2 separate regions of the Homo sapiens genome follow, and region 2 is linked to region 1. Evidence: chromatin loops called from intact Hi-C (ENCODE). Cell type or tissue: chondrocyte. All regions are shown on one strand. Each heading gives the region's core, and the rest is flanking DNA. Links, peaks and the distances in the headings are about the cores only. Region 1 has its middle 46 kb from the start of MFSD1. Region 2 overlaps IQCJ-SCHIP1 (IQCJ-SCHIP1 readthrough).

Region 1 (11,115 bases), core at 1-8,000:
TTAATATTTAGAAAGACAGGTTAAAACAAGGGAAGAGAGAAAAGCATAAGTTAGGTAATTTTGGGGATAAGTTGAGTGTTGCCTGCAAACTATGGTATAGACAGAACCAAAGAAACAGAGACTTAATTAACTCTGTCAATCAACATTTATTGAGCATTTGTTGAGTCAGGCACTGGGAACATGAAGATGAATAAGACACAGCTCTTGCTTTCCAGGAACTCACAGTCTGGTGGGGGAAGACATAAATGGATACAGCTGATTGTAAAATGATGTGAAAAATGGTCAACAAAGTGCTGTGAAAATCAGCAGGATACAGCCAATTCTCCCCTGAGGGAATTGAGGGCAGGCTTCTTAGAATAGGCAGCATTTGAACTGCTTGGGAGAAGAAACATGAGCTTGCTAGCAGAGACGGGTGAGAGGCATTGGGTAGGGGGACTGCACACCCAAGGGAATGGAAGCCGAAAGGGCACAGTGTGTCCAGGGAGGGCAGGAGAGTCAGCCGCTGTAAGGAGGATGTCTTAGCAGGACAGTGATGGAATATGGCTACTGTGATGGTTAGTTTCAGGTATCAACTTGACCGGGTTAAGGGATACCCAGGTAGCTGGTAAAGTGTTATTTCTGGGTATGCCTTTGAAGGTGTTTCTGACAGAGATTAGCCTGTGAGTCAGTGGACCGAGTAAGGAAGAGCCACCCTCACCCAGTGTGAGCGGGCACCATCCAATCAGGTTGAGGGCCTGGATAGAAAAAAAAGGCAGAGGAAAAGCATATTCACTGTTTCTGCTGGAGCTGGGACACTCTTCTCCTGCCCTTGGACATCAGAACTCCAGGTTCACTGGCATTTGGACTCTGGGACCTGCACCATCTGCCCTCTGGGTTCTCAGGCCTTCAGCCTCAGACAGTTACACCATTGGATCCCCTGATTCTGAGGCCTTTTGACTCAGAATGTGCCACACCGCCGGCATCCCTGCTTCCCCCGCTGGCAGATGGCATATCGTCGGACTTCTCGGCCCCATAACTGCTCAAGCCAACTCCCATAGCAAATCCCCTCTCCTGTATCTGTATAGGAAGTATAGATGGCAATATGGTCCTGGGCCTGGAACAGAGAGAGTGACTGGTCAGACCAGTGTGGGGCTGTTGAAGTGCACGCAGGTGACAAATGACCAGCATCCCAAGCAAGCCCATGCAGGGTGGATGCAGAGCAGGAGATGCTGCTGAGGCAGGAGTGACGGGCCTCATTGGATGTGAGGCATGAGCCAGATGAGTTGAGGGTGTGTCTGAGCTCTACAATGTTGATGACTGTGTGGGTGGTGAGGGTCTGAGGTGAGCACCAGGCTGAGGACTGGAGTTCTGAGGTTGGTGCGGGGGACAGTGGCTCTCCATGAGGTTGGTGCAGGGGACGGTGGCTTTCCATGCCTCAGCCTGCTGAGGGGCTCACCACCCTGCTCCCTGGCTTTAAAATCTGGAGAGCAAAGTTTTTATGGCTGGGCGAGTAAAAAAGCTGTTTTCATTCATTTTGTACCCTATAATTTGTTCATCTGGGGGGCTGGAAAATGCTTAGTAATTTCTGGTGAAGCTGCCTTCCCATCTCCGTGTTGGCTCTTGGAGGGAAGCCGAGGCGGGAATCCACCATGATTTAGCACTGGCTTGGGTCTGGCAGTCCACCCACATGATCTTACTTAATCCTCAGAACAACCTTGTGAGCAAAACATTATTACCCCTGTTTTATGATGAGGAGATTGAGGGTCAGAGAATCCTCTAGGGCCTATTAGGACCCCTAGTCTAGTAGGCAGTACTCTGATCTGGCCCATGGGCTAATGCCCTTCAAAGGACTGTTTTGGGGTAGTGAGAAGTGCTCAAATCCCACCTGTGCCAGGAACAAGTATGCCTTCTAAAGCGCTCACCATATCTCTGAGCCATGATTTCCTCAGCTGTTGTAAAATGAGACAATCCCTTTCTGGGGAGACTGCTGTGAGAATTACCTAGAAGAGAGGCAAGTGCCCCACAGGGCTGCCACGAGGGAGAGAACCCACACATTTTCTCTTTCCCTCTCTTCCCTCTGCCTCTTTTAGAGACAGTGGTAACCTGGAGACCTGAGCTCTTTGGTTTATGTGGCTGGGTGGGAGGGCAGGTGTGGCTTTGCTACCCCAGGATGGACAGGGTCACTTTATCCCTGTCTGTTACTGTCTGTGGACCCAATTTTATCCACCACTGATTCATATGTTGAAGCCCTAACCCCAACGTGACTGTATTTGGAGTAAGAAAGTAATTGTGGTTAACTGAGGTCATAAGGATGGGGCCTAATCTGATATGATTGGTGTTCTTATTAAAAGGAACACTGGCTGGGCACGGTGGCTCATGCCTGTAATCCCAGCTCTTTGGGAAGTAGAGGTGGGAGGATCATTTCAGGTCTGGAGTTCGAGACCAGCCTGGCCAACATGATGAAACCCCATCATTACTAGAAATACAAAAATTAGCAGGGCGTGTTGGCGAGCGCCTGAAATCCCAGCTACTCGGGAGGTTGAGGCAGGAGAATTGCTTGAACCCGGGAGGCAGAGGTTGCAGTGAGCCAAGATTGTGCCACTGGACTCCAGCCTGGGAGACAGAGTGAGACTCCGTCTCAGGGAAAACAACAACAGCAACAACAACAACAACAAAACAGAAACAAAGGGACACCAGAAAGCTTGCTCTCTCTGCCATGTGAACACATGGATTTAAATCTGTGAGTTGACTTTAGCATTTAATATTTTATCTCCATCTGGAGAATATCTTGAACAAATGAAACCATTTGATGGAGTCTCATAAATGCCTTCAGACAGTAAAAGTTTGTTTTTATAAGTTTTTAAAAATAATAACTTGATTCATATGTACAATTCTTAATTTGCAAAGATGAACTAGGGACTTATTTACATCACAGCATAATTACTTGATTTTTAACAGGTTTATATAAGGGGGGCCCCCTGTGTACAATTAATTAGGTGGTGGATTAAAGTAGCAGGTGGTTTTTTTGGAATTAATTTTCTAACGTGCTTCAAATCCACTGGATAACTTGATGTTATTTGTCCACCTGACCACTAGGTGGCAATAAAGACCAACAGGTTACAATCCCTCCCGCTACCTGCTGCCCCGCCTCAACCCCAGAAATGGAAGCCAGAATTAGGGTCTTGTCCAGGTATAGCAGCTGTGAAAGAGATATGATTCATTGAAGACATGTAAAAAAATCCCACCGATCAAAGAATCTCCTATTGGTCTGTTGTCTGCAGTTACTATGTTAGGTTCACACAAAGGAATAGAGTGTAGCCAGTTGAAAGCTGCCTGTTGGGATGATTCTTCAGACTATCCCGTGAGATAGGCATGGCAGGCACCTTTCCCCCATTTTACAGCTGAGGAAACTGAGGTTCAGAGAGGTTAAGTAGAAGTCATGTCTGTGGTGATTTGGGGAAAGCCTGGACTTTTTACAAAGCAAAGATTCAGCAAGTTCCCAGATTTCCGGGGAATGTTTTCTTACCTACTTGTCCCTCCAGTGCCTGTCACCACCACCTGGAAGAAGAAAGACATGGAAATAAAATAGCAAGTCATCTCTCAAGTCACTAGATATAGCACCTCTGTCATAGATGACAGAACCCTAGCTCAAAAAGCATGATCTGGAGATAATAAAAAGAAAGATAATATATAATATTAAAATAAAAACTGACAAGAGTGAGACCCCTCTCCCATCCAAGTACTAACCAGGCCCAACCCTGCTTGGCTTCTGATATCAGGCGCATTTAAGGTGGCATGGCTGTAGACACATAGCAACCCTATACTCAGTTTAAGATATACCTTGAGTCTGATCATAAACGGCACTGATGTTAGCTTTTTAATGATTTTGTATTATATTTTTACAACGTAGGCTTACATTTTCTCTGTACCTGGGCCCCTCTTCCATGTTTGAATTGTCCTGAAATATGGGAATCCAAGGGCTTTTATTTTTTCACAATCAAAGCAAATTGGGTTCTTTAAATAATTTAGAAGACTTTCTAGAGACAGTGAGTACTTAATTTCAATAATTAATTTGTACAGCAGCTTGCACATTTTTGTGTTCTGTTTACAAGGATCTGACACAAGTTCAACTTTGTGTAAACAGGGAGTGATTGGGAAACTTGTATTGTCACAGCAGAGAAGGTGGCTGCTCTGAAATCAGTGTGACTCTGGAAAAATAATTACTACCTTTCTCTTTTTAATCCGTATGTACATTTGTGTGATACCCCAAATTGACTCTGAAATCAGAATTTTTAAACTCAATTAATGATGTGGTAAAAATAGCTGTAGCTATATTGTCCTGTAGTTGTGAAAGCCCATCACTGCCTCTAGGCTCAGGACTCTGAAAGGGGATTTTGAAAAAATCTTTTTCCTTTTACTTTCATTTAGCATCAAAGATCTTTAAATGCATCATGACTGAGTCTTTCCTGTGTGCTGTGTATGAAGAAATGTAAAAAGCTGGTTTGGTTTGGGGCAAGATAAGATATCAGTTGCAGAGCCGGGGGCTCCAGGAGTCGTGGCAAAGTTGCCTAAGGCATCTGCAGAGTAGGGGCTGTATCCCAGGACCCCTCCTTTGATCTGGTCTTACCCTCAGGCAGCATGTTCCCCTGACAGCCTGCCTGGAAAATGCTACTTACAGTGCTAACACCCTGGTGTGCTGCCCACCATCAGAGCTTTCTTGTTGCTATAGGATTTCTGGGGTGGGAGGGTGGTGCTGGCGGGGGAAGAATCTACAGCAGCTCTGGACACTCAACATGTTGGGGAGGAGGGAGAACCATGCTGTCTTAGCCTGAGTCACCCAGAAAGCAGAGCCAAGGCTGAATGGGCTACCGTTTTATTGGAGAGTGTAATCCGAGGGAGCAGGAGTGAGGGACAGGGGAATGACCTGTTGAAGGCGGGAGAACCAAATGTGAGGATTTGAAGATGCATTATTGAGTTGGCCCACACCCAAGGCAACTGAGTGCTCAATCCCAAGGGACGGTCCTCTGAGAATCTGAAACCTGCATCTCCTGTGTCTCAGGAATCGATTGTGCCTCATATCCTCAGGCACAGGAGAGGGAAGCATTTATCCAGCAGCTCCTGTCTCCTTCTGGCCAGGCCCACACTCCCTGGATGAGCTTCAGGGCTGCTCTTCCTGCAGGGGCTTTGAGAAAGTTCTCCTCCAAAGGGGGCTGTGACAGCGGGTGCATGGCACATCCTGTGAGAACAGAAGAGGATCAGAAAGAGAAGACACACTTAAAGAGAGAGGATTTCCTTTGTCACGGACCCTATTTTACTTTTGCCCTTTGAAGTATTAATCCCTCCCTCCCCACATACTCCTGGGTGCCTCTTCATGGGAGATGAAGGGTTCATGCTGTATCTGGCCCTGGATAGTTTCATGGGAAGTGATTTTTCCAGTTTCTTTTTACTGTTATTTTTTCTATTGACTTGTCTATCTTTTGGTTATTGATTTCTAGGAGTTTTAAAAATATATTTTGGGTAAAAGTCTTTACATTACACATTACAATAATTTTTTTCCTACTCTGTGCCTTACCTTTTCTCTGGCATAATGGTATATATGTATTTTTTTTTGAGGATTGGAAGTTCTTAATTTTAATATAGTCCAAATTATCAATTTTTGTTTTATGGTCCTACTTTTTGTATCTGGTTTAAGAATCTTTCTCTACCTTGGGGTCATAAAGATATTCTGTGTTACCGTAGGGAAGCCTTTCCCCTTTAGATCAAATTGATTTGGACCACTAAAGTGTTTAGTGTTTGTGTGTGTGTCTCACCAGCTCTGTGTGTGTGTGTAAGAAAAACAGAGAAACCTGCTCAAATTTGCATATTGAAAAAATATCACTCTGCTGTTTGGAGAGCAAGGAACACTGGGAGATGAATTAGGAGGCTATTGCTCTAGTCTGGAAGATAGATGAGGAATAGGTGGGTATGTAGGGGGCTAATGAATATGACTTGGTGATGAATGAAATATGTGGGTGAGGGAGGGCTTAAAGACTACCCCTAGCAACTCTTCTGCTGCTATCAACCAATGCCTTCATCTTTCTTCTATTATTTCATTGCTTTCTTCTAAACACTTCCTGTTTCTTCCTTGCCTCTCCTGACTCTGCCTTCTCTCTGAGCATCCTTTGTCTTCTGCTCCTGTTGCAAATTACTAACTGCAGGCAGAGCCAAAGAAATTTTCCCAAGACACTGATTGGCCCAGGTAGTCAGCATTATTTCTGTTTGGGTAGGACAGCACAGCCAGACCTCTCACAGGCAGTAGGTCAGCACACATATTAACTGGCTGGGTGGCCCCTTCACTATGGCCAGAGGCTGGTGTCATGTGGCTCACGGAGTTAATGAGCAGTGCATACTTGATGGAGATGAACATTCAGGGTTGCTCTGTCTTTAGGGTCTTTCAGAAACATAGTTCCCCTCAGAAGGGGGCTGTGAGTAACAGGTGCATGGCATGTATGGAAGAGCAGCAGAAAGAGAAGATACACTCAAGAGGGCAAATTTTCTTTTTCACTTTATGTTTTTAAATAATGTCTAAATTATGAACTTGCTTTCTGAAACACATACTTAGAAATTTCTCATGACTCTAAAACAAATGTGAATAGCAAATATAATATTTGAAGCTGGCCTCCAACACAGAGAGTTTCATTTATTAATAGTATGCCAGTCAGAGCTTTGGCTCTGAGATATTTTGTTCATGCATAAACCATATATTTGAATTGACAGTACTATTAATGATGGAATGCAGTTATGTATATTATGGTAAAAGAGCAAAGTGTGTATTTTTGAATCCGATTATATACAAGACAGATTAAAAACAGTACTTTTAGAAAATGAATATAACCCTTGATTTCCTGTTCAGTAAAACATGTCAATGGGGAGGTCTCTGAAAGCCTTACAGTGAAATATGAGGGGAAGGTGTGGAGTTGCAAGGGGTTTCATTTAAACACAAGGCTCGTGTATTAATATTTTCATTGATTTATTTTCCTGCCAATATGTTCTGACATAAATATGGTGATCTATAATGTATCGACCATAAAAGTCAACATTATTTTTAAAGCTGACTCAGGGAAATAAAACCTCATTGTTAGTGCTGATATATACGGTATGTTATCCTGTTGAAAACTTAACCCCTCTTGTCCTGCTCCCAACTGAACTAAATAAGAGGTAAGCACTTTGACAGCTGCTGACCTTTTGTGCATGTTTTGCCCTATGGCCAGTGCCTGGTTTGCAATGGGATTGGCCCATGATGTGAAGTAAAGGGCAGCACATATTCAACACTCTTCAGAGAAGACTCTGCCAAGAATGAGAAGTGATCAGCAAAAATCTTTGCATTTTAGAGGATCAAAAGGCCCGTGAAACTTTTCTGGACACATACCATGGAGCCCATAACCTGTATCGTTGTTGAACAGTGAGAGCAATGACAAGAGGAGAAGTGGTGCAGAGGCCCCAGCTCAGAGGGGAGATGTGGAAAGCATCAGCCATGGATGCTCACAGAGAAAAGCCTGAGTCTGGGATGCCAGAAGCAAGGGCTGCACACCCTGTCTTCTGCACAAACCAACCACAACAGTGATTTGGGCTTCAATAAAATAATCACTACGAAATGAAAATCGAGCCAAGGAGAATTTAATTTAGTGGCATAGGAAAGAATGCTAATGAGACCTGGGGGGATCTGGATGACCTCTCCTACTTAGTTTCAGGACAGTATAAGTTTGGTAAAAATAGCAAAATACTGAGAATTTTAAAGCAAAAGGGGCCCCCAGGTGCCAGGCAGGTGTAGTCACTTGATAGATGAAGAAACTGTTAAACCCAACAGGTTAAGTAAGTGATTTATCCATGGTCAAATAGCTGGTTAGTGGCTGAGCTGTGTCTGGAATCCAGATTTCTGGTTCTCTGTCTAGGGCTCTTTCTACTCCACGTTATCACTTAGAAGCCATGACTGTACAGCCATGACTGTACACATACGTGGAGGATATCCACAGGACCACTTGAATTTGGTTCTAATCCACCCCTGCACTGCAACTGATCTTGTCAAGGCTCCCCGTGGCCTCCATGTTGTCAAATTCTGCGGAAACTTTCCTGACTCATTTAAACCTCTAATCAGTGTATTCTGCAGTTGAGCACTCCTTGAAGCAGTCTCTTTTCTTGCTTTCTCCATTAGTTAGGACTTTCTTGCTGATGAGAAAAACCCAGGCCAAATGCAGCCAGGCAAAATGATAATCCATTGGCTCATATACTCAAATTTTCCTGGTGAGGGTGGCTTTAGGTATGGTCTCATGCCAGAGCTCAGATGGTGTAGCTAGGACTGCTTTTTGTCTATTTCTTGGCTCCATTTTCTCCAGGTTGGTTCCATTCTCATACGTGCTTTACTCTCCCCTCATGGTGACAAGATGGCTGCTATGGATTCTGCTCTCATTTACTTACGTGCCAACCCAGCAAGAAAAATTACACCTCAGCCAGCAAGTCCTGGGATTAGTACAGACTGGGTCTTTTATCTTGTCTTAAGCTCCGTGTTCATCACTGAAGCAACTGCTGTGGCCAGAGTGATGGAATACATTGATTGGCAAAGTCCTTAGTCAAATTCTTCAACCCTAGACCTATGGGAGAATTAGTCTCACCCAAATCTCGTGTATTTAGAGTGAGAGAAAGGCAGTTCCCCTAAAGAGTATTTGGGTTTCTGTTACCACAAAAAAGGGACTGAATACTGGGAAGCAGAAACAACAAATGCCCATAACTTCTCTTACATCACACTTTCCTGTTATACCTCCTACCTCACTCTCTCAGTCCTGCTCATGGTGTCACCCTCCTCAACTGGCCTCTGATGTTGGAATTCCTCCGGGTTCAATTTCAAGCCTTCTTCCCTCCCATGTCTATACTTGCCCCCAAGGCGATTTCATCCAGTGCATTGTGAGAGGAGAAGTTTATTGTAGCCCAAGGCACTTTGAGTCAACCTTGGCTAAGGTTGTAGTTGAAATTGTAGGCCATATAATTTAATGATAAATAATTTAATGGGAAATCGTGAGAGGAAGAAAGACTGTTGACACAAGTGTCTTTGAGAATGTGAAGCACTGAGCTACTCCTTATCGTTTGCTCAAAAGATAAGGAACGCAGTTGAGGGATATTTACAAATAGTTACCATAAAGGCACAAAGAATAAAGTATATTAGCTAGATGGGCTAAAAGTCCTGTTAAGGTTAGATCTCTATATACTTGCTCTTCTCATTGTAAAATTGAATTTGTGGCTGATTTATTTGCTGGAAAGGTAAAGGGATTTCCTGGGATGTTTCCCTTCTTTCTTACAGAGGTTTATTGTAATCATCTATGGAATATAATCTTTGACCATGAGGCTATGGTTACTGCAAAGTTTCTTTTAAATATTCGTTGTGGGGAATTGCATTTATTCACTTTGTGTGTGTTATAAGACATTGTATATATTAGAGTATGTCTAGGGTAGGAGATTGCATTCATGTACTTAGGCTGCCATGTGCCCACCAACACTGCAAACGACATCACTGACTTTATTCCTTAACTCCTTTTCCACATAAATTCATAAATCCAATTTCTAGTCAGAAACCATCAAGCCACTTTATCTTGGTTTTCTCATTATAGGTTTATTTGAGAAAAATAAGCTTGTGATTCTAGCAAACACAATTTCTAAATAGTATAGGAAACTTCCTTTCTTCACACCATTTATGTCTTGACAAACCCCTAATTCATATCCATAGCTCTGTTCTGTCCTCTGAGCTCCTGACTCTTATATAAAATTGCCTGCTTAGCACCACCTGGATACTTTACAGATTTCACTGACTTAATATGGTCACAAGTGAACTCCTAATTTCCTCTATTTTTCCTCCCACTAAATTTGCCACTCTACTCAACATTGTTTGTCATTTCAGTAAATGGCACTCTTATGTATCTAGTCATTCAAGCAAAAATCCTAGAAATCATTGTCTATTTTTCTCTTTTTCCTGCTCTCACATCAGTCCATCACAAAGTCCTTTCAAATATCTGTTAAACCATCCACTTCTGTTCACTCACTGCATCACCTTGGTCTTTGCCACTGTGACCTCTTGCATGGCCCTCTTCAATGGTACTCCTCACTGGTCACAATGCCCCCTTCTATCGTACTTCAGCACAGCAGCGATGTTCATAGAAATGAAGCACAAGTCAGACCATGTGCCCTTCTAAGCTCCCTATTGTTCTTTGGAATAAAATGCAAATGTCTTCCCGTGGACTGCAAGGTTCTGTGTCATCTTGTTCTTGCCATATTCCAACCTTGTCTTGTCTACTCTACTTTTCAGTTGTGGGGACACACCCACACCGGCTGCCTGCAGTATATGAGGTGAGGTATGATTTGGAAACTGAACACATAGACACACAGACACACAGACACGTACACACACAAACCCCACCCTTATTGGTATAGTCAAGGCCCAGAAACTTCTGAGAAAAAGGATGGCCACAGAGGATGGGAGCAGATGCAGCATATTTTCATAGTGCTTTTTTTCTCATTGCTAATTCCTCATTGAGATGTCTGTGCTGAGCAGAATAGGGTCTTGCTGGTTCTAAGAAACAGCCAGATTTTTGCTGTACCCCAAGTATTTTATATGTAAGACACACATCAAGACTTAGCTTAGTGTTCTATGTACTGTCTCCTTACACTTACCTGATTTGAACCAAATTCAGCATCAGCCAAGCCACATCCTTGTTGGAGGAGAGTCAGTATTCAATTATGTAGGAAAAATATTTCTGCCTCTAGCTATCCAGAATTTATTTTATTTTATTTTTATTAATTTTAAAAATTTTTAGTAGCTTTTGGGGGTACAAGTGGTTGTTGGCTACATGGATGAATTGTATAGTGGTGAAGTCTGAGATTTTAGTGACCCCATCACCTGAGTAGTGTACAATGTACCCAATATGTAGTTTTTTATCCCTCCCCCTCCCACCTTCCTTCTGAGTTTCCAAAGTCCCTTGTCACTCTGTATGCCTTTGTGTACCCATAGCTTAGCTCTCACTTATAAGTGAGAGCGTACAGTACTTAGTTTTCCATTCCTGAGTTATTTAACTTAAAATAATGCCTCCAGCTCCATCCAAGTTGCTGCAAAAG
Region 2 (11,115 bases), core at 1,337-9,336, 740 kb after region 1:
CTTGTAGATAAATAATAAAATTTGGGGAAGACGACTTCTGCTTCTGGGAATATGAAATAGACATGTTATCCCTATTCCTCTCTATAAGTGCAACTAAAAATCCTAGGCATTATATATAAAACAGAGAAAATAAGGCAAAATGGCTAGGGACTTCAGGACCCACAGAATGACAGTGTTGAGTTTCCTGGATTTTCTGTTTGTCTCATACATTTCAGACTTGGAGCTGAAGAAGCTGGCAACCAAAAACCACCAATGGGTGTGGGCACAGAAAAGGCTCAACAAAAGCTTGTTCTCTCTAGCTAAAAGAACAGCAAACAGTAGCCTATAAGAGAAAACTTTTAGACAATAACCTTTCTACTTCAGCCTAATACTATGCCCACCCGCGCCAGCAAAGACCAAGTGGGGAGCCAAACGCAAGGGTGGTGTTAGAGGAAGCCAAATAAGATGCAGTAATTCTCACCCTCGCTAAGAGGTAAATAGCCTCCCCCATGATATCAGAGGACACCATGTGAAAAGCCTGACTATCCACCCCTCTACAGAGAAGGGGAGAGCAGTCTAAAATTTATATGGAAAGGGAAAGGAACTCAAATATCTAAAACCATTTTTAAAAGGAAAGTAAAGTCTACCTGATTTCAAGACTACAAGTAAAGTCTACCTGATTTCAAATCTACAGTAATCAGGATATTGTGATATTGGCAGAAGGGTAAACATATAGATCAATGAATGTGAATCTCCAATTATCTCAAAATGAAAGTTTTAATGAAAAAATTATTCTATAAACAGTATAATCACATAGGTCTCATTTTTTCTTTTTATGAAGCTGTGTCTATATAGAAAATATTGCTGAAGAGTTGAGGGGTCTTTTCCCTATACGAAATCTTCACAATTGGAGAAATAATTTTAGTATATAATTAAAACTGAATCATGAGTTATATTTACATAATACTTAGCCTTCTATTTTAAAATACTTTGAGTGTTATTTGTGAAGTCAAAATCCAGATACAAAGCCAAAATTCAGTCTATGATCTAGATAGGTTTTTTTTATGTTGTTGGTTTTTTGTTTGTTGTTGGGTTTTTTTGTTTTTGTTTTGTCTTGTTTTTGAGACAGGGTCTCACTGTTCCCCAGGCTGAAGTGCAGTGGTATGATCATAGCTCACTACAGCCTCAGTCTTCCCGGCTCAAGAAATCTCCCACCTCCTGAGTAGCTGGGACTACAGGCTTGGGCCACCATGTCTGGCTTATTTTTTTTTTATTTTTAATAGAAATGATGTCTTACTATGTTGCCAGGGCTGGTCTTGAATTCCTGGACTCAAGTGATCCTCCTGCCTCGGCCTCCCAAAGTGTTAGGATGGGATGAGCCACCACACCCAGCCATCTGAAGGCTCGGATGATTGTTAGCATTTTTTAGCAATAAAGTATTTTTTTTAATAATTTTACTTTTGCCAGGCAGCCTGAGTATGTTTCTAAGCAATAAGTATTTTGAAATTAAAGTACGTACATTAGGTTTTTTAAGATATAATGCTATTGCACACTTAATAGACTGCAGTATAAACATAACTTTTATATGCACTGGGAAACTAAAAAATATATATAATTAGCTTAATTGTGATATTTCTTTTATTGCAGTGGTCTGGAACCAAACTCAATATCTCTGAGGTATGCCTGTAAATATAAGACACGCAACTGAAATATATATATACACACACACACACACACACACACACACACACATTCAAAAATATCCGTTATTCTTAACTCATGGAAATTAATTCAGGACACCCCACTAAATGCAAATTAGTGTTAATTAATATAGTTGGTAATTGTTCTTTTCTGATACAAGGGCCTATATTCAATTTTAATCAATAAGCACAAAAATTGGTTAACTCAATTTTACTCTTAATACAGTATTTTGTTGATCTGTAAATAGTTCATTTATTTAAAAGCTTTTGTATCCTCCAGCAACATTTCTGAAAAAATGATGTAAATTTCAACCTCAAGTATAGATAATACTAATATCAAACACTTGTACCACATGTTAGGATTTAAAATTAAATTTACACAACCTATCACATTTGACCTTCTAACAACTGCTTAACTGCAATCATTTCACGGATTTTCTAGGGTATGTAAGTGACTTTTCTAAGGCAACACAACCATGAAACCCAACAAAGACTAACTCACATGTCATAGCATTAAGTTTAGCAACTTTTCCCTATCACCAATCTGACTTCCTGTCAGTGAATATTTGAGACCCACAAAGCAGTCCAATTTATTAAATATTGCTTTAACTAGAAAATTATACTCCTATGATTATACTGTTACAAAAGACAATCCTATTTTAAAAGAAACGCTCCACTATTTATTTTGACAAGGAGAATATCCGCTAAACATTATAGACATTTATTTGAGATGTGGGTTTAACTGAAATGGATAGTGTATAGTCACTTTGACTTCAGCTGGAAAAGGTGCACTGTCTCCAAACCCAGAGCATAAGAAAACACAGAAAACTGAAAAGAAACATGTGTCTGAAAATGACATGGTAATTGCTTCAAAATATGAGCCACTGCTTCATAATTTAAGTCCCTCTAAGGCCTGATATGCCTTAGTCATCTTTGGAAATCAGTATCTTTGAGTCAATGAATCTTTTGGCTGCTTAACCTTCTCCATGGTAGGAACAGTAAGTATCATAAGGCAATGATTACGTTAGTTTTGTGCATGTTTTTATTCACTGCCCAGTTGTCCTCTCTTGCTCCTTGGAGCATTTCTGTGTCCTCATCATTTGCATTCTTAACATGCCAATCGGCTCTTTATTCTCTCGCTGAGTACTTATTCTCTGAGGTATCCCAGAAATGCACAATTGCTCTTGTCCAGCCTATAGATCAAACTCCAATCTAATTTGCAAAACCAAGTAAATACAAAGTAGGTTGCACATAATTCAGACCTCATCTTGCACTGATTAAGCTATCTGATTCTAGCTTTCACATTTCCCTCTTTTCACTTAATATTCTCCCCACTATCTCTTCACGACAGGTACTTGCCAGGTCATTTTGGTTCTTTGAGTGCTGCTTCAGCTTCTCTTTAAAAACAGTCAAAAAACCCTTTTGTTATTTAGAAGTCTAGGGGATTTGTTGGCTCCTTCTTAATTTATGGGTACCATCCTGATGAGGATACACTGCGGAACTCCGGGTCTTTAATCTTCCCGTCTTGAGACATGGACAGAGTCACATGCTATTTTAAAAGGTAATATGTCAAGCCAATTATGTGCCCTGTGGAAAGGTTTCTAGTGCTATTTAACGTTATCTTTCAAGAAGCTCAAATTTGTGTTTGTAACAAAGTACTCCACAAATTCTTATTCAATGAAAGTAAAACACACATACAGCAGAGCTAAACAGCCATCATTGTGGTTAAGAAGTTTAATCAGGAACATTATCAGGAATTTTTCTAGCCGGAGTTACAGGTCAAATACCATGCTTTTTACTAGAGGATTCCTAAACTGAAGTCCAGGACAGACTTTAGGGGCCCAGCAATACCATCAAAACATACGTATCATTGTGTAACTATGTATTAGATGAGAGGTTCTCAGTGTGTGGTCCCCTAACCAGCAACATCAATATCACCTGGGAATTTGTTAGAAATGTTAGAAACTCTGGGATGGGACTACCACAGCCTGTGTTTCAGTAAGCCCTGATGCATGCTGAAGTATGGGAATCACTGCTCCAAAGAAACGATGGGTGGCTTTCCTAGGTAGTTTGCTCTCATCCCCTACCACTCCCTGTCTCACTCAGCCCTAACCACACTGACCTCCTTGTAACACCCCAGGCATTCCCTGACTTGGGACCTTTGCACTAACACCTCCCAGACTTCAAACACTTCCCTCAGATATGTGTGCAGCCAATTCCCTTACCTTCTTTATATCCTTGCTCAAATGTTACCTTCTCAATGAGTTCTACCCCGGCCACCCTATTTTAAATTACACCCTGCCCCACCGCATCTACCAGCACTTCTGACCCTCTCTTTCCTGCTTTTTGTTTTTCTAAAACATGTCACCTCCTGTATACTAGATAATTGACTTCTGTATTATGGTTTTTGCTTGTCTAACTCCCTGCCTCTCAGAATATTAACTCCACAAGGGCAACAATCTTTGCTTTGTTCTGAGTGCCTGGAATAACATTTAACACAGAGTAGGTACTCACTAAGTAATTATTAAATCAGTGAATGAATACTCAAAGGAATCCATGACCTTAAAAGGGATAAAAACACTATTCCAGAGACAACTTGGTAATTTTCTTTCACAGGAGATTCGTTTCTTAGAGCCAATTCTCCTACCATTATTTTCCTGTTGTTCCATTTTCATGTTGTTCCATGTGCTACTTGGAAGGATGGAGATAAAAGGTAGAGAAAATGTTCAAGAATGATGTTGGGCAGAAGTTAGAACTGTTTGTGTAAACTCCCTGTTTAATTGTATTTTTGCCTTTCAGGTTGTGATTTCTGAGTTTTTCAAATAAATACATATTAACTAATTTAATTCTCCTAAGAAACTTATTACATAGCACACTTATCCATCTTTTATAAATGAGGAATGGGGGCACAGAAAGATTAATATTTGCCCAGGTTCACACAGAAAGTATATGAAAGAGATAGAACTTGAATTAGCAATCTGACCCTATAGTATAACTCTTAACAGCTATACTATATCTAATAAAACCATTTCAAAATTAATAAGTCTTACCTATGTTTTAGCATTTAGAATGTTTTATCATAATTTTAATAGTTATATCTTCCCTGCTAGGCTGGAAAAAAATTTTTAAAGGGGAATCCTTTCTTGTTCATCATCCCTACCTACCTAGTGCCTAGCATAATATTATTGGATGGATGGATGAATGGATGGATGGATGGATGGAGAAGAATGTAAGTTTCAGGCTGGCTGTTACATTCAGCTCTAAGATAACTAAACAGTCCCTTGAAACTCCAGAAATAAATTAATAAGCTTTGGTTTTTCCTCAACTTAAATCTGCTAGATAAGCCTGAGGATTTGCAATTGGAAAAAAAAAAATGTGTAAGGGATCAGATAAGGGAAACTGAATGATAAGGACATTCGTCCCTAGGTGGTTTTGGCCACAGGGATGTCTATTTCTCCAGCTGTCCTGCTGCCTTCCCCAAAAGATAAAGAGCAGCACCAGCAGGGGAGCAAAGGTTGCTGGGCTATGTCCCCTTCCTCTAGGTTTGAAGCTGGAAGGATGAACCAGCTTTGCCTCAGTGACTGGACCCTTATTTTCATATGCAGTCAGGACCCAACAATAAAAGCAAATTTTTAAAAACGCTATGCTTAGAATTGAAAGAATGCAGAAAGAATGCAAATTGCCTTTACAGCTGCCTGACCATCCTAGTGAATCCTTTAACCCTATTCTTTCCTCCTGCTTCTGTCTCATTGTATTAAATGCTGTATCCAGAAAACATTTTCTTAATATTTAAACGTAGCATCTTACAAATGGATGGCATCACAGCAGATCCCTGAGGATGCTATAAGGCTCAGCCTCCGTGTCACCCAGGATGATTTTAACTTGCTTATCTCATTTCCTGCCTCTGCCCCTGGGTTGGCTAGAAAAAGGAAAGATCCAATTTCCATGCTAGGCCTGAGGATGGTCCAGGGCTTTTCTCTGCAGACCCCATGGCTGCTGCCCTCTGCTGGAATGATGAGGCCTGAAGTCCTTCCATCACAGATTCCAAGTGTTCCTTTTAAAATACTTTAGCAGCTCTTGTCAAAATAAACAAAGCGGCCCAACTAAAGGTTCCATGGCAATTAGGAAATTTACTTGGCAGCAGGTAACTTTAGAAAGGTAGTTATTTATCCTCATTAGGGCTATCATATACGTGTCAGCAGAGAGAGGAAGCTTCTCTCCACACCTGGGAAATCTAAAACTGCACGTGCTGTTTGTTTCTAAGTCTCTGGCTGCTGAATGCCAGTCCAAGGGCAGATGCCACTCAGACTCCATCAGAACCACCTGGGAAGCTTTTCCAAAATACTGACTCCTGGGTCTAGTGATAGACAGTCTGATTCATTAACTAAGAGATAAAACCTGGAAAGCAGTTCGTAATTTTTAAGAGCTCCTCATGTGATTCTGATGCACAATCAAGTTTAAGAGTTACTAGCAAGACTTTTGAATTATGTATCATCTTGAAATACAATTTTCTTTTAAACGAAAGTATCTTTATTATTTATTATGAAATGTTTTATTCTCATGTTAACACTTCAAAAATGTAGAACAAGATGAATAAAAAACTAAACAATTGCTTTAAAAAAAAAAAAGACTTATTACCCAGAGGCAATCACTGCTAACATTTTGGAGAAATTTTTCCAGACATTTGACGTGAATACATAACTTTTTTATTTTTATTATACTTTAAGTTCTAGGGTACACGTGCACAACGTGCAGGTTTGTTACATATGTATACATGTGCCATGTTGGTGTGCTGCACCCCTTAACTCATAATTTACATTAGGTATATCTCCTAATGCTATCCCTCCCCCCTTTCCCCACCCCACAACAGGACCCAGTGTGTAATGTTCCCCTTCCGGTGTCCAAGTGTTCTCATTGTTCAATTCCCACCTGTGAGTGAGAACATGTGGTGTTTGGTTTTTTGTCCCTGTGTTAGTTGCTGAGAATGATGGTTTCCAGCTTCATCCATGTCCCTACAAAGGACATGAACTCATCCTTTTTTATGGCTGCATAGTATTCCATGGTGTATATGTGCCACATTTTCTTAACCCAGTCTATCATTGATGGACATTTGGGTTGGTTCCAAGTCTTTGCTATTGTGAATAGTTCCACAATAAACATACGTGTGCATGTGTCTTTATAGCAGCATGATTTATAATCCTTTGGGTATATACCCAGTAATTGGATGGCTGGGTCAAATGGTATTTCTAGTTCTAGATCCCTGAGAAATCACCACACTGTCTTCCACAATGGTTGAACCAGTTTACAGTACCACCAACAGTGTAGAAGTGTTCCTATTTCTCCACATCCTCTCCAGCACCTGTTGTTTCCTTACTTTTTAATGATCACCATTCTAACTGGTGTAAGATGGTATCTCATTGTGATTTTGATTTGCATTTCTCTGATGGCCAGTGATGATGAGCATTTTTTCATGTGTCTGTTGGCTGCATAAATGTCTTCTTCTGAGAAGTGTATGTTCATATCCTTTGCCCACTTTTGAATGAGGTTGTTTTTTTTCTTGTAAATTTATTTGAGTTCTTTGTAGATTCTGGTATTAGCCCTTTGTCAAATGAGTAGATTGCAAAAATTTTCTCCCATTCTGTAGGTTGCCAGTTCACTCTGATGGTAGTTTCTTTTGCTGTGCAGAAGCTCTTTAGTTTAATTAGATCCCATTTGTCAATTTTGGCTTTGTTGCCATTGCTTTTGCTGTTTTAGACATGAAGTCCTTGCCCATGCCTATGTCCTGAATGGTATTGACTAGGTTTTCTTCTAGGGTTTTTATGGTTTTAGGTCTGACATTTAAGTCTTTAATCCATCTTGAATTAATTTTTGTATAAGGTGTAAGGAAGAGATCCAGTTTCAGCTTTCTACATATGGCTAGCCAGTTTTCCCAGCACCATTTGTTGAATAGGGAATCCTTTCCCCATTTCTTGTTTTTGTCAGGTTTGTCAAAGATCATATAGTTGTAGATGTGTGGCATTATTTCTGAGGGCTCTGTTCTGTTCCATTGGTCTATATCTGTTTTGGTACCAGTACCATGCTGTTTTGGTTACTGTAGCCTTGTAGTAGAGTTTGAAGTCAGGTAGCGTGATGCCTCCAGCTTTGTTCTTTTGGCTTAGGATTGTCTTGGCAATGTGGGCTCTTTTTTGGTTGCATATGAAATTTAAAGTAGTTTTTTTCCAATTCTGTGAAGGAAGTCATTGGTAGCTTGGTGGGGATGGTACTGAATCTATAAATTACCTTGGGCAGTATGGCCATTTTTCACAACATTGATTCTTCCTACCCATGAGCATGGAATGTTCTTCCATTCATTTGTGTCCTGTTTTATTTCGCTGAGCAGTGGTTTGTGGTTTTCCTTGAAGAGGTCCTTCACATCCCTTGTAAGTTGGATTCCTAGGTATTTTATTCTCTTTGAAGCAATTGTGGATGCGAGTTCACTCATGATTTGGCTGTTTGTCTGTTATTGGTGGATAAGAACGCTTGTGATTTTTGCACATTGATTTTGTATCCTGAGACTTTGCTGAAGTTGCTTATCAGCTTAAGGAGATTTTGGGCTGAGACGATGGGGTTTTCTAGATATACAGTCATGTCATTTGCAAACAGGGACAATTTGACTTCCTCTTTTCCTAACTGAATACCCTTTATTTCTTTCTCCTGCCTGATTGCCCTGGCCAGAACTTCCAACACTATGTTGAATAGGGGTGGTGAGAGAGGACATCCCTGTCTTGTGCCAGTTTTCAAAGGGAATGCTTCCAGTTTTTGCCCATTCAGTATGATATTGGCTGTGGTATAATTTTAAATAGATGTCTATTTCCTTAGCTAAACTTTACACATGTGTACTAAGCGTTCTGTTAACCAAGAGTATGGATTCTGAGGACAGGCTTTGGCAGAAATTTCATGACAAAATTAGAAATTGTATAAAAGCCTCCATAGGACCTGATACAAAAGGGACTATACTGTGAAGAAATGTTTATGTTTACTGAGCAATATTCTGTCTCATTAGATGTCAGAATTTTTCAAGTTAGTGCTAGCCCAAATATCAACAAGTGAACCAAAAAACCTTCAAGTATGTATACAAGAGTCTGAGAAAGGAAGAAAATGAAGGCAAGTGTTAGGAAAAAGTATGAGCAAGTGAGAGAGTAGGGTGGCTAGATAAAATACAGATTTCAAATTTAATTTCACATAAATAATTTTTTAATATATGTCCCAATTTATCTGAAATTCAAGTTTAGTTAGGAATCCTGTGCTTTTCTTTGCTAAATCTCGCAGCCCTGGGAGGAGGGGCCCCATGCTTTGCTGAAAAGTGTTGGCTCAGGGTAGAAGAAGAGGGTGGGCAGATACATGACCAGACTGCAGGTCAGGAACAAGGTCAAGGCAAAGGTTCACCAGCTCTGACGTGTCTCAGAATCTGGCACAGCTCTGCCACATTTCAAAGTCAAACCCTAACCCACCCCAGCCCAGCGCATTAAAGAACCAAACCAGTAGAGCTTTTCATTCACCTAAAGCAGTCACAGTCCCAGCACTTTCAGAGGCGAAGGTGGGAGGAACACTTGAGGTCAGGAGTTCGAGACCAGCCTGGCCAACATGGTGAAACCCCATTTCTGCTAAAAATACAAAAATTAGCCGGGCACAGTGGCGCACACCTGTAGTCCCAGCTACTTGGGAAGCTGATGCAGAAGAATCGCTTGAACCCAGGAGACAGGGGTTGCAGTGAGCTGAAATTGTGCCACTGCACTCCAGCCTGGGCAACAAAGCGAGACACCATCTTGAAAAAAATAAATAAAAATAAAGCAGTCCTGGTCCTTACCTGCACTCAACTCCATCTCTATGCATGGTGTGTTAAATCCCTCTCCCTGTGTAGCCTTTTCAGCTGCATATCTCAATCAGCTGAAAAAAGTGTTTAGCTCAGGAAAGTTTCCTGTAATGATGACTTTGATTACTCTTTTATTTCTAACTCTTCCAGTTTACTTGTAAACATAGAGATTTAGGTTGGAGTTCCATTTATTGTCCTCTGTGTTTACAGTTTTCTCAACCTCATTTTTATTTGTCTTTCCTTTCTTCTGCATCCTGGGGAAGCTTCCTAAGTTTGTCCAGGACTTGATTTTATCATTTGAACTCAGATGTTGATGTCTTCAATATGAATTTTTATTCCACCTCCCATTCTTACTTTCCTTGCATACTTGGCTTCTTTTACTCATAGCCCTTTTTAACCCTCATCCTGTTTTCTTTTAAAACAAAGCCTCTCCTTATGGTTTCTGCTCTTGTTTGTTAGAGGATATAACTTTTTGCACCCTAGTAAAGACCCCCAAATGATATTCTGAACTTTCGGATTCCTAGAGCCTGACCTAGTATTTGCCAATAGAAATTGAGCATGTTTTCTAAATATATAGTCATGTCATCTACAAACAGACAATATGACTTCCTCTCTTCCTATTTGAATACCCTTTATTTCTTTCTCTTGCCTGATTGCCCTGGCCAGAACTTCCAACACTATGTTTTTACACTGCTGGTGGGAGTGTAAATTAGTTCAGCCATTGTGGAATACAGTGTGGCGATTCCTCAAGGATCTAGAATCAGAAATACCATTTGACCCAGCAATCCCATTACTGGGTATATAACCAAAGGATTATAAATCATGCTACTATAAAGACACATGCACACATATGCTTATTGCAGCACTATTTACAATAGAAAAGACATGGAAGCAACCCAAATGCCCATCAATGATAGACTGGATACAGAAAATGTGGCACATATATGCCATGGAATACTATGCAGCCATAAAAAAGAATGGGTTTGTGTCCTTTTCCGGGACATGGATGAATCTGAAAGCCATCATTCTCAGCAAACTAGCACAGGAACAGAAAACCAAACACCACATGTTCTCACTCATAAGTGGGAGGTGAACAATGAGAACACATGAACACAGGGAGGGGAACATCACACACCAAGGCCTGTCGGGGGGTTGGGGTCAAGGGGAGGGAGAGCATTAGGACAAATACCTAATGCATACAGGCCTTAAAACATAGATGAAGGGTTGAGAGGTGCAGCAAACCACCATGGCACATGTATACCTGTGTAACAAACTTGCACTTTCTGCACATGTATCCCCGAACTTAAAATAAAAAAAATTAAAATTAAAACTAAAAAATGTGGAGGGCCCTCAAAAAAAGAAGACCCTCAAAAAAAAAAAAAGAAAGAAAGAAAGAAATTGAGTGTGGATTATCTTTGGCCCAGCTTGCTTTTAGTCTGCTTGGGGTCTGGTCAAATCCCTTTCTCACATCTGCAGCAAACACAAGTTGAAGTACTCAGCTGCTATCCCAGAGACCTTAAAACAGAATTGTTGCCTTGTATGGGTTCTACTGAACTGAAATGGGATCTTTTTATCCCTCATTTC

Evidence for each region. A loop is a pair of places that touch in the nucleus more often than their neighbours do. Peaks named below come from ENCODE experiments on the same cell type or tissue, not always from the same donor. Only the 100,000 strongest peaks of a DNase experiment are listed, where the experiment ranks them.
Region 2: a loop joins it to region 1, with 4 times the contacts of the local background. A loop is called at or near these places in 6 of 110 quality-filtered maps.

The regions. Positions count from the first base shown.
Region 1 is chr3:158,842,872-158,853,986 of GRCh38, forward strand. No RefSeq gene overlaps it. Among named protein-coding and RNA genes, the nearest start is that of MFSD1, 46 kb to the left of the region's middle. RefSeq lists enhancers at 3,009-3,303, 4,458-4,507, 4,678-4,747. In chondrocyte, for the core only: CTCF peaks have their summits at 3,095 (motif pointing right) and 3,324; no DNase peak of the experiment used is centred there.
Region 2 is chr3:159,581,090-159,592,204 of GRCh38, forward strand. All of the region lies in intron 4 of IQCJ-SCHIP1 (IQCJ-SCHIP1 readthrough), which reads left to right. All of the region lies in intron 1 of SCHIP1 (schwannomin interacting protein 1), which reads left to right. Among named protein-coding and RNA genes, the nearest start is that of IQCJ-SCHIP1-AS1, 180 kb to the right of the region's middle. In chondrocyte, for the core only: CTCF peaks have their summits at 5,685 (motif pointing left) and 5,889; no DNase peak of the experiment used is centred there.